3 separate regions of the Homo sapiens genome follow, and regions 2 and 3 are each linked to region 1. The links are chromatin contacts, found by Hi-C or POLR2A ChIA-PET in ENCODE. All regions are on one chromosome and are shown on one strand. Each heading gives the region's core, a stretch centred on a gene start or an enhancer-like site at or near the end of the contact. The rest is flanking DNA. Distances are from core to core; before and after follow the strand shown. Region 1 holds the start of CD209 (CD209 molecule). Region 2 holds the start of TRAPPC5 (trafficking protein particle complex subunit 5). Region 3 overlaps EVI5L (ecotropic viral integration site 5 like).

The links. A loop is a pair of places that touch in the nucleus more often than their neighbours do. ChIA-PET counts read pairs that join two places held with the same protein, here RNA polymerase II (POLR2A). Pooled maps may share reads with other maps.
Region 2: a loop to region 1 is called in a map with no recorded cell type, with 7 times the contacts of the local background. The contact joins the promoter of TRAPPC5 here to the promoter of CD209 in region 1. A Hi-C loop is called at or near these places in 4 of 168 maps with a recorded cell type or tissue (B cell, CD14-positive monocyte and GM12878), 8 of 37 single-sample maps with no recorded cell type and 12 of 50 pooled maps. POLR2A ChIA-PET finds 5 or more read pairs at or near these places in 7 of 52 experiments (A673, CD4-positive, alpha-beta T cell, GM12878 and 4 more).
Region 3: a loop to region 1 is called in a map of PC-9, with 18 times the contacts of the local background. The contact joins the enhancer-like site here to the promoter of CD209 in region 1. A Hi-C loop is called at or near these places in 1 of 168 maps with a recorded cell type or tissue (PC-9), 1 of 37 single-sample maps with no recorded cell type and 3 of 50 pooled maps. POLR2A ChIA-PET finds 5 or more read pairs at or near these places in 1 of 52 experiments (H1).

The regions. Positions count from the first base shown.
Region 1 is chr19:7,745,821-7,748,849 of GRCh38, reverse strand. It overlaps CD209 (CD209 molecule), which reads left to right and starts at 1,316. Exons shown (of 7, transcript NM_021155.4): 1 at 1,316-1,384; 2 at 1,485-1,544; 3 at 2,319-2,390; 4 at 2,763-3,029. The coding sequence starts at 1,339. RefSeq lists an enhancer at 1-248, cis regulatory regions at 468, 1,003, 1,138, 1,200, 1,209-1,213 and 8 more and promoters at 1-1,320, 874-1,322, 64-1,322, 1-1,322, 1,102-1,338 and 7 more.
Region 2 is chr19:7,679,583-7,682,757 of GRCh38, reverse strand. It overlaps TRAPPC5 (trafficking protein particle complex subunit 5), which reads right to left and starts at 1,925. Exons shown (of 2, transcript NM_001042462.2): 1 at 1,880-1,925; 2 at 1-516. The coding sequence starts at 504. MCEMP1 (mast cell expressed membrane protein 1) reads right to left here. Exons shown (of 7, transcript NM_174918.3): 7 at 2,929-3,175. RefSeq lists silencers at 401-695, 1,661-2,220.
Region 3 is chr19:7,852,198-7,855,245 of GRCh38, reverse strand. It overlaps EVI5L (ecotropic viral integration site 5 like), which reads right to left. Exons shown (of 20, transcript NM_001159944.3): 9 at 2,063-2,160; 10 at 1,913-1,973. Among named protein-coding and RNA genes, the nearest start is that of PRR36, 21 kb to the left of the region's middle. Within about 2 kb of position 1,750, at least 3 of the 41 ENCODE cell types and tissues checked have a DNase peak (open chromatin) inside an H3K27ac peak, as active enhancers do.

The DNA of each region.
Region 1 (3,029 bases), core at 67-2,566:
TCCAGTTTCCTACCTCATTACCATGTGAAATGTTACCATTAGGAGAAACTGGGTTCACATTAGGGATCCCTAGGTGAGGGATTTACATATGGGAAATCTCTTTCCTACATTTGCAACTTTGCTATAAACCCAAAATTATTCTAAAATTAAAACATTTTAAAAAAGAATACAAAGTAAAGATCAGGTCGAAAACCACTATTTGATTATGATACATGTATGTATTTTCCATCTTTAAACTGAGATTTAACACACATGTGGTAAATGCACATCTCTATGATCAAAATATAGAACATTTCCAGCATACAGAAACCCCGTTGTCAATCTCCACCTGCTCCTTCCTGATAATTCCCATTCTGAGTCTCCTTCAAAGGTTAGTTCTGCCTGTTCTCAAAATTCACACAAAATCAAATCTTACAGTGTGTACTCACTCTGTCTGGGTCCTTTTACTGTTTTGTGAGATTTATCTATGTTATTAAATGTACTAGTACTTTGCTTTTTCATTGCTGTATAGTATTCCAATCTTTGAATATGCCATTATATTTTTTATCATTCACCTGCTGGTGGACACGGGGTTGTTCCAATTTCAGATCATTCTAAATAAAGCTGCTATGGATCTTTTCTTTCCTCTTTGATACTATTTCACTCTTTGGTTAACAGCATGCACTGTGGAGGCAGACTGGGTTCAAGTCTCAGCCCCACCATCTACCAGCTGTGTGACCTTGGGCCAGTTAGCTAAACTTGCAGTGCCTCCTCAGTTTCCTCATCTGTATAATGGAGGTCATATGATCTACTGAAGGGTAGGAACATTAAATGAATGAGTTTATAAAGCTGTTGGAAAAGTACCTGACTACCCTAGGCATTAAATAAACAAGCAATTATGATTCTGCCCCAACTCCCAAAGTCAGCAGGAATTCCCAAAAATGAGGACAGCAGCAGCTCAAAGCAGGAAAGCCAGGAGGTCACAGGGGACAGTGCTTCCAGGAACTGGGGGTGCTACCTGCCTACCCTTGCCCTAGTGGAGGGGGTGTAACACAGTAGCTTTCTCTTACAATTTATCAGATTTCATTAAAAGCATCCCACTGCTCAGCCATCCATGAGTGGATGAGTCCTTCTCCCTGTCAACCCCAGACCATCCCCCACTGCCTCCCTGAAATTCTTGAAAGATCCGGCCCATCTCATGCTCTGATGCTTTCCACTAGTCTTTTGGATGACAGATCCCTACCCAACTTCCTGTTTCTCTTTCTGTGGGAGACTAGATTTAGGAAGTAAAGATCACAGGGTGGGAAATAAAAGCTGTGGCCCCCAGGAGTTCTGGACACTGGGGGAGAGTGGGGTGACATGAGTGACTCCAAGGAACCAAGACTGCAGCAGCTGGGCCTCCTGGGTGAGGCTGGGTTGGGACGCTGGGATTCTGGGAAGGGGGAAGGGATGGCCAGCCATGGCCTCAGCCTGCCCAGGCTCTGATTTCACGTCTATCCATTCAGAGGAGGAACAGCTGAGAGGCCTTGGATTCCGACAGACTCGAGGATACAAGAGCTTAGCAGGTAGAGAGGACTTAGCAGTTTGGGAGGAGAGACGAGAGACTCCTGGACTCCTGGGTCCTGAGGAGCTGGACGCTGGGGCCTGGACTCTTGGGTCCTGGGGATGTGGGGCTAGGGGCCTGGACTCCTGGGACCTGAGGAGGTTGAGTTTGGGGCCTGAATTCCTGGTTCCTGGGAAGGTGGAGGCTGGGGCCAAGACTCCTGGGTTCTGGGGAGGTAGAAGTTGAAGCCTGGGTTCCTGGGTCCTGGGGAGGTGGGGTCAGGGGCCTAGACTCCTGGGTCCTGGAGAGGTGGGGGCCTGGGCCTGGACTCCTGGGTCATGGGGAGGTGGGGACTTGGGCCTGGGTTCCTGGGACCTGGGGATGTAGGGGCTGGGACCCAGATTCTTGGGTCTTGGGGAGGTGGGAGCAGGTACCTGGGTTACTGGGACCTGGGGAAGGGGAGGCTGGGTCCTGGGTCCCTGGGTCCTGGGGAGGTGGGAGCTGGGGGCCTGGGTTCCAGGGACCTGGGAATGTAGAGGCTGGGGCCTGGATTCCTGGGTCCTGGGGAGGTGGAAGCAGGTACCTGGTTCCTGGGACCTGGGGAAGGGGAGGCTGGGGACGGGGTCCCTGGGTCCTGGGGAGGTTAGAGCTAGGGCCTGGATTCCCAGGTGTTGGAGTGGAGGGGGCTGGGGCTGGGGTTCCTGGGTCCTGGGGTGCTGAGGGATTTAGACCAGGCTCTCCCTGGGCCAGGCTCCGGTGGGGACACTGGCAGGCTGACGCATGTATCCTCTCTCAGGGTGTCTTGGCCATGGTCCCCTGGTGCTGCAACTCCTCTCCTTCACGCTCTTGGCTGGGCTCCTTGTCCAAGGTCAGGGGCAGGTTCTGAGGGTCTGGGGTCCCCACGCCTGGCTTTTGGCTGTGGACACAGCCTGGGGCTGCCAGATCTGGGAGGGAGGTGGGACTGAGAGCCAAGATGTTGTCCCTGGGGGTCTGTAGGGGCCTCTCCCACAGCCCCTCCCCACTCTAGGGCAGGACAGGAGAGGGAGGAGGAGGAGGACAGGAAGAATCTGGCTCTCCTTGGCCTTCTGTGCTGCCTTCTCCAGGTGTCAGTTTTCTTCATCTTCAAAGGGGATTAACCAAGACCTTGGCTCTCACAAATGATGTCCCTATGGGGCTCAGTTCAAGGCTTGGCACACAGTAGGTGTTTAATAATTGCAGTTCCTTTTTTTTCTTGGCCCAGTGTCCAAGGTCCCCAGCTCCATAAGTCAGGAACAATCCAGGCAAGACGCGATCTACCAGAACCTGACCCAGCTTAAAGCTGCAGTGGGTGAGCTCTCAGAGAAATCCAAGCTGCAGGAGATCTACCAGGAGCTGACCCAGCTGAAGGCTGCAGTGGGTGAGCTTCCAGAGAAATCTAAGCTGCAGGAGATCTACCAGGAGCTGACCCGGCTGAAGGCTGCAGTGGGTGAGCTTCCAGAGAAATCTAAGCTGCAGGAGATCTACCAGG
Region 2 (3,175 bases), core at 676-3,175, 67 kb after region 1:
GGTGCCCTTGTGCCAGTGCGCCGTGACCTTGGCAGGGAAGCCGCTGTGTGTGAGCACCGCCTCCACGATGCCCGCCGTGAAGCTGGCGCAGTTGAGCGTGCTGTTCTCCTTGGGCACGGAGATGTAGGTGTTGATGAGCGGCTCGCGCTCGATGATGTAGAAGGTGCGCGCGTCATCGTTGGCCTGCTCCAGCTTGTCCGCCTCCTTGCCGAAGAGCGCCTTCCACACGGCGCCCTTGACGAAGAGCAACGCGCCTAGCACCTTGGTCTCACGCCGGGCACCCTTTTCGCGCGCCACCAGCGCATCCAGCACGCGCGCGCCCACCTGGCGGCCCAGCGCGGCCAGGCGCGACTGCAGCTCGGCCACGGAGAAGACGCGGCTCTGGCAGTGCTGTACCAGCTCGGAGAACAGCAGTGCGAAGGCGCTCAGGCTCACCTCGGTGCGCGGCCGCGCCAGCGCGCGCTCCAGCAGCGCCGACTTCCCGCGCGTGAAGCGCGCCTCCATGCCGCCGCCACCCTGCGGGGAGACCAGGAAGTGCAGGTGTCAGGGGCAATGGGAAGGGGAGCAGGCCGGGAGGAAAGGAGGGAGAACCGCGAGGGGCCCTGGGACACCCTCGACCCATGCCACTGTTGTGTGCTCCAGTGCCGACTTCCCACTTGCAAAGAGATGCGCGTAAAACACGCCTCGATTACACGTAACCAGATAAATCAAGGGAGGGGGGAGTCTTATACCCTCGGCAGGCAGCGGGCTAGCGGGAGTGGGGACAAGGTGGGAGGAGAGACACGAGGGGGAACAGAAGAGGAGGCCGAAACCACCCAACCCTCGGGCATGCAGACGGTTCAATTGCGAAAGCGCCTTCCTGCCCGCTCCGCCACCTACAGGAGTAACTAGAAAACTAGTGTATGGGGGGAGGGGCGTCAGATCTAGGGCAGGGAGGTGACAAAGATGAGGCACCACGAGGGGATATGGGCAGTCGCTCCTGCCCCGCCCTGCGCTCCAGCACAGACGACCCTCGGGAACTTTCCTGCCGGCCCCCTGCGGAAAGCCAGAGTAAAGGGGGTGGAGGGTGGGAGTGGGGTAGGAGCGTGTCAAGACCAAAAGCCAGGAGGGTTGGGGGCTTTAACAGGGGGGATCCGTGGGGCCAGGCAGGAGGGGCGGGTAACCCCCAACCCCAAGCCCTCAGGCAGGCAGCTCCGATGTGTCACGCAGGAACCCTTCGTCCTTTGAGACGCGGATGGGCCTGGGTTCTGAAGGCTGGGAGGAGGGGCCCAGAGGTGTTGGGAGCCTCCCACCCCCGTGCTCTCCAGAAAGGAAGCTGGATGCTGAGCAACTGTGGTCCTCCCATCAGCTGTCGGTGCGGGGAGAGGGAGATGGGGTAGGGGGCTCCTGAAGAGAAATGGGGTGGGGAGCGGGCGCCGAGACGGGATCGGAGGGGCAGCTGAGAACCCGCCCCCACCATGCATGGGGAGGTGTGTGGATGCTAAGCCGACCCCAACGAGGTCTGCGTGGGAGGTGGGAGAACCAGCGGGGAGGGGTGTCCCAGGGGCTCCGGGCCGCCCCCGCCCCAGCATGCAGATCCGTCCGTGGCGAGGGCCCTGGGCGCGCGAGATGGGAGAGGGATCGTTAAGACCCCACCACCGGGCTGCGATGGGGGCTGAAGTGAGCTGAACTGCCGTAGGGTCAGGGCCCCGCGACCCTCGCCCCGTACCTCTACACTGGGGAGAAACCCACCCTCCTCGCAGCCTCCTGAGGGGGGCCGAAGCGAGCGGGCTCGGGATCGCGGACGCCGAGACCCCAGCCCGGGACCCACACGCCCGCGGGGAAGGGGCCGGGGAGCGGACGAGGCCCGGCGCGGGCAGGGGGGTGGGTAGGGTCTCACCAGGAACCGCAGCAGTCTGCTCGGCCGAGCTGCTTTACGGCGCCGTAAAAGGCGCTGCGTGCGCAGGCGCTCGACGGGCCAGGCGTGTGGGCGGGGCGCGCGCAGCGGTGCCTGAGAGCGGCCGCAGGGGGGCGCGCGAGTCCGCGGAGCCGGACCCAGGGACGTGGCCCACGGCCGTGATGGCTGCTCCGCGCGTGGCCAGGGTCTCGCTGGCTCTGGGTGGCCCACGCTGGAGGGGACGCTTGCAGGCCTAGTCACCTGCTCAGGGCGCACGTATGACAATGGGCCAATGTATACCCTTGCACATGGACACACCTGTTGGCTTTTCCAGGCACTCCTATGTCCTTGGGGATGGGTTCAATTGTCTCAAGTGCATCCATGTGGCCCGCGGTGGCTCCCGCCTGTAACCCCAGCATTTTCGGAGGCGGAGGTGGGAGAATCACTTGAGGCCAGGAGTTTGAGACCAGCCTGGACAACATAGCTAGACTCCCACTTCTTTAAAAAAAATTAGCCAGGTGTGGTGGTGTGAACCTGTAATCCCATCTACTCGGGAGGCGGAGGCAAGAGGATCGCCTGAGCCCAGGAGGTCGAGGCTGCAATGAGTCATGATCGTACCACTGCCCTCCAGCCTGGGTGATAGAGCGAGACCCTGTCTCAAAAAAACAAAAACAAACAACAACAACAACAAATCAAGTGCATGCATGAGCGGTGGACATAGTACCTTAGGGTCATGTACACTCATGGATACATGCTCAATGGCATAGATACACTCACGGGCACAATTACACACGTGGGTACACGCTTAGGGCTTGTATATATCCGTGGTCCCAGGTACACTCAGGGAGATGTTGTATGCTCAGGGGCACCCACTCTGGGACACAGGGAAGACACAGGGAATGAGTTACTCATTCACAGATGCACAGGTACTCACGCAGGGCACTCAGTCTCGCCCACCCTGGTGCCCCGGGGTCATTGTCACGTGCAGACTCTCCCTCTCCCCAGGTCCCAAAACCCCTCCCCTTGCCCCAGTAACAGGTCCCATAGCGACGCTGTTTTCCCTTGACTTTATTTATCTTCATAAGTCACAAAATGTGAGTGCAGAGATAAATGTCTGTGTGCATGTGCCCTGAGCACACAGGGTGGCATAACTCGGCACACTCATAATGACACAGCCGTTCACCCAGCCACAGATAGTGACAGGGCACACATGGCGACACCCACATGTACGGAGATAAATCTCCCCCACCATGACATGGGTAGACAGAAAACACGCCGCAGTATACTCTAGTATGTTTA
Region 3 (3,048 bases), core at 501-3,000, 110 kb before region 1:
TACAGGGGAGGCTGAGGCAGGAGAATCACTTGAACCCGGGAGCAGGGGTTGCAGTAAGCCGAGATCACCTCACTGCACTGCAGCCTGGGTGACAGAGCAAGACTCCATCTCCAAAAAAAAAAAAAAAAAAAGAAAAAGATATTTGCACTTTAGGTTCCCCCAGGACACTCTGGGGAGCAGGTGAGGTTTGCAAACGAGTTGAATCTCGACTGTACCTGTGCCCCCTTGCTTGATACTAAGGTGGTACAGAAATTGTTTGGATTGGCAGGTGAGTGAGGGCCCTGCCACACTGCAGGTCACACAGAATATTTCCTGGGTTTCTTCTGGGGAGAAAAGGTGATGGAAACACCTAGAACATTCCCAGGAAGCAAATGCAGTCAGACAGAACCGCAGACTTGACAGTCATTGATGCATGTCATGTGGGGAAACTGAGTCAGAGTGGGGCAGGGCATTGCCCTAGTCCCTCAGTTCAGCTGGGTCAGAGCTATTTCAGGTCTCTGGTCCTCATAGCAATCTGGAGCCCTGATCCCTGGCCCCTGGGTTTCCCTATCATCTCTCTGGCTTCAACCCATCACAGCACCAAGCACAGCCATCCTTGCAGGAGCTGGGCACACCTTTTGTATTTATTTCTATATTTTTGTAAAGACGGGGTATTGCTATGTTGCCCAGACTGGTCTCCAACTCCTGGCCTCAAGCCACCCTCCCACCTCAGCCTCTCAAAGTGTTGGGATTACAGGTGTGAGCCACTGTGCCGCTGGAGCTGGAATTGAATCCTTGTCTGTTGGACTCCAGTGTTAGCCACTGTGCGGCTCTGCCCCTGAAGAGCATGGAGCCAGGCTGTGTTGGGTTTGTGTCTGTGTCCCTTCCTATCACTGGTGCGCCCTCAGTCTCAGCTGTGACTTTGGCACACAGCAGGTGCTCAATAAATGTTTTTTTTCTTTTCTTTTCTTTTTTTTTTTTTTTTGAGACACAGTCTCACTCTGTCGCCCAGGCTGGAGTGCAACGGTACAATCTTGCCTCACTGTAACCTCCGCCTCCCGGGTTCAAGTGATTTTCCTGCCTCAGCCTCCCGAGTAGCCAGGATTACAGGTGTGTGCTACCACACCCAGCTAATTTTTGTATTTTTAATAGAGACGGGGTTTCACTGCATTAGCCAGGCTGGTCTCGAACTCCTGACCTCAAGTGATCCACCTGCCTCCGCCTCCCAAAGTGCTGGGATTACATGCATGAGCCATCGCGCCCGGCAATAAATGCTTGTTGAGTAAATAACTAAAATCACGTGTAAAGGGAAGAATGCGCAAGGAAGGAGAGAGAAGCTTTGCACACTCAGGAAACCCCCTGACCTGGCAGGGCTGGTGGGCCAGTTGCCCCAGGAACCAGGGGCCCCGGGTGAGTGCCCACACCCTGCCCTACACACCCTGGTGTCTGGGCCCTGCGTGCTCCATCTTTCCCCAGAGGGCGGTCCCCTTGCGGGGTCCTCCACTGCAACCTTCTTGGAATTCCTCCAGCCCCCAAGGCACGCTGCTGCCCTGGGCCTTTAGCCCTCGACACCCTGGGCCCGGAGCCTCTGCCCAAGTCAGCCTTGCCCACCGCGTGCACATCCTTGTCCAGAGCATTTAGAGTCCGCACTCTAGTTCAGTGGTTTATTGATTGCTTCCCCATGACGCTGGGCGGCCCAGCGGGGCAGGGACCTTGACTGTCTTGGTTACCGCGGCGTCAGGCGGGGGAGGCGCTCACAGCTGGCCTAACAGGTGAAGGACGGCGCAGGTGGGCGGAGGCCTGTCCGCCAAGGACCGCCGGGTCCGCCTGTGCGCTGGGAAGGCCCGCCCCCTAGCGGCCGATCTTTAGAGTACGGAGGGCAGCCCCCAAAGGCCTCCCATCCCTGTCCCCGCCCCTGGGCCCCTGGACTCACTTTGATCTCGATCTGCTCCTCCATCTCCTTGCTCTTCATGGCTGCGTACTCCTTCTCCAGCCTGCAGATCGGGAGGGCCCCGTGGTTACTGTCATGCCCTCGGGGGTCCCCCCTTCTTACCAGTACCCTGGTTGCCCAGCAGGCACCGACCTCTTCATCTTCTTGGGGTTGTACTTGACCTGGTAGGCTTTGAGGACCAGCTTGTCCGGGCAGCTGTCGAACTGGTGGGGGATCACTCTCTGGAAGTACTGTGGGGACACAGCCGGTCACCTGGTCACCAACATGCAGGCCCTGACCACCGGGGGCCGCCCGAGCCCTGTTGCCCTGGAGGGGGGCAGGAACGGGTCTGCCCGGGGTGTCGCCATGTCCTCAACGCCGTGTCCTCAGTGTTTGTGGAGCAATGGAAAGACTGAGCGTGAGGGGAGGGAATGGGGGACTGCCTGCAGCCAAAGCCTTAGTTTCCAGAAGAAAAGCTGGCAGATGCTGGATGTGGTGGCTCATTCATATAATCCCAATGATTTAAAAGCCTGAGGTGGGAGAAATAAATAGCTTGAGCCCAGGAGTTTGAGACCAGTGTGGGCAACATAGTGAGACCCCATTTCTGAAAAAAAAAAATTAGCTGGACATGGTGATGTACACCTCTGGTTCCAGCTACTCAGGAGGCTGAGGCGGGAGGATCGCTTCAGCCCAGGAGGTGGAGGCTGCAGTGAGCTAGGACTGCACCACTGTACTCCAGCCTGGGCCACAGAGCAACTCCGACTTAAAAAAAAAAAGAAAAAGGTAAAAGAAAAAAAGAAAAGCAGGCCAAGGAGGCTCTCCTGGGAGTGAAGGCTGAGGGTCGGGGGGTCTGACAGAGGGGACCTTCGTGGGGGAAGGAGGATGGGTATGCCGGGGGCCTCGGGCCTGTGCAAAGGGTTAAGGTAAGCCCAGGGGGGACACAGCTCCTGCACCCGGCCCAGCTGGCCCCCTCTGGTAGCTGTGGACAATGCCTGCCCATGTTCACGGACACAACCGTGGCCTTTGTGCATTCTTCCCTGAAGCACCAGCTGGAGGACGCGGGGAGGGGGCAGGGGCCCGCACAGCAGAGAAGTAGCGGTGGGAGGCAGGCTGGCCAGCAGCAGGGCCTCCAGGCAGGC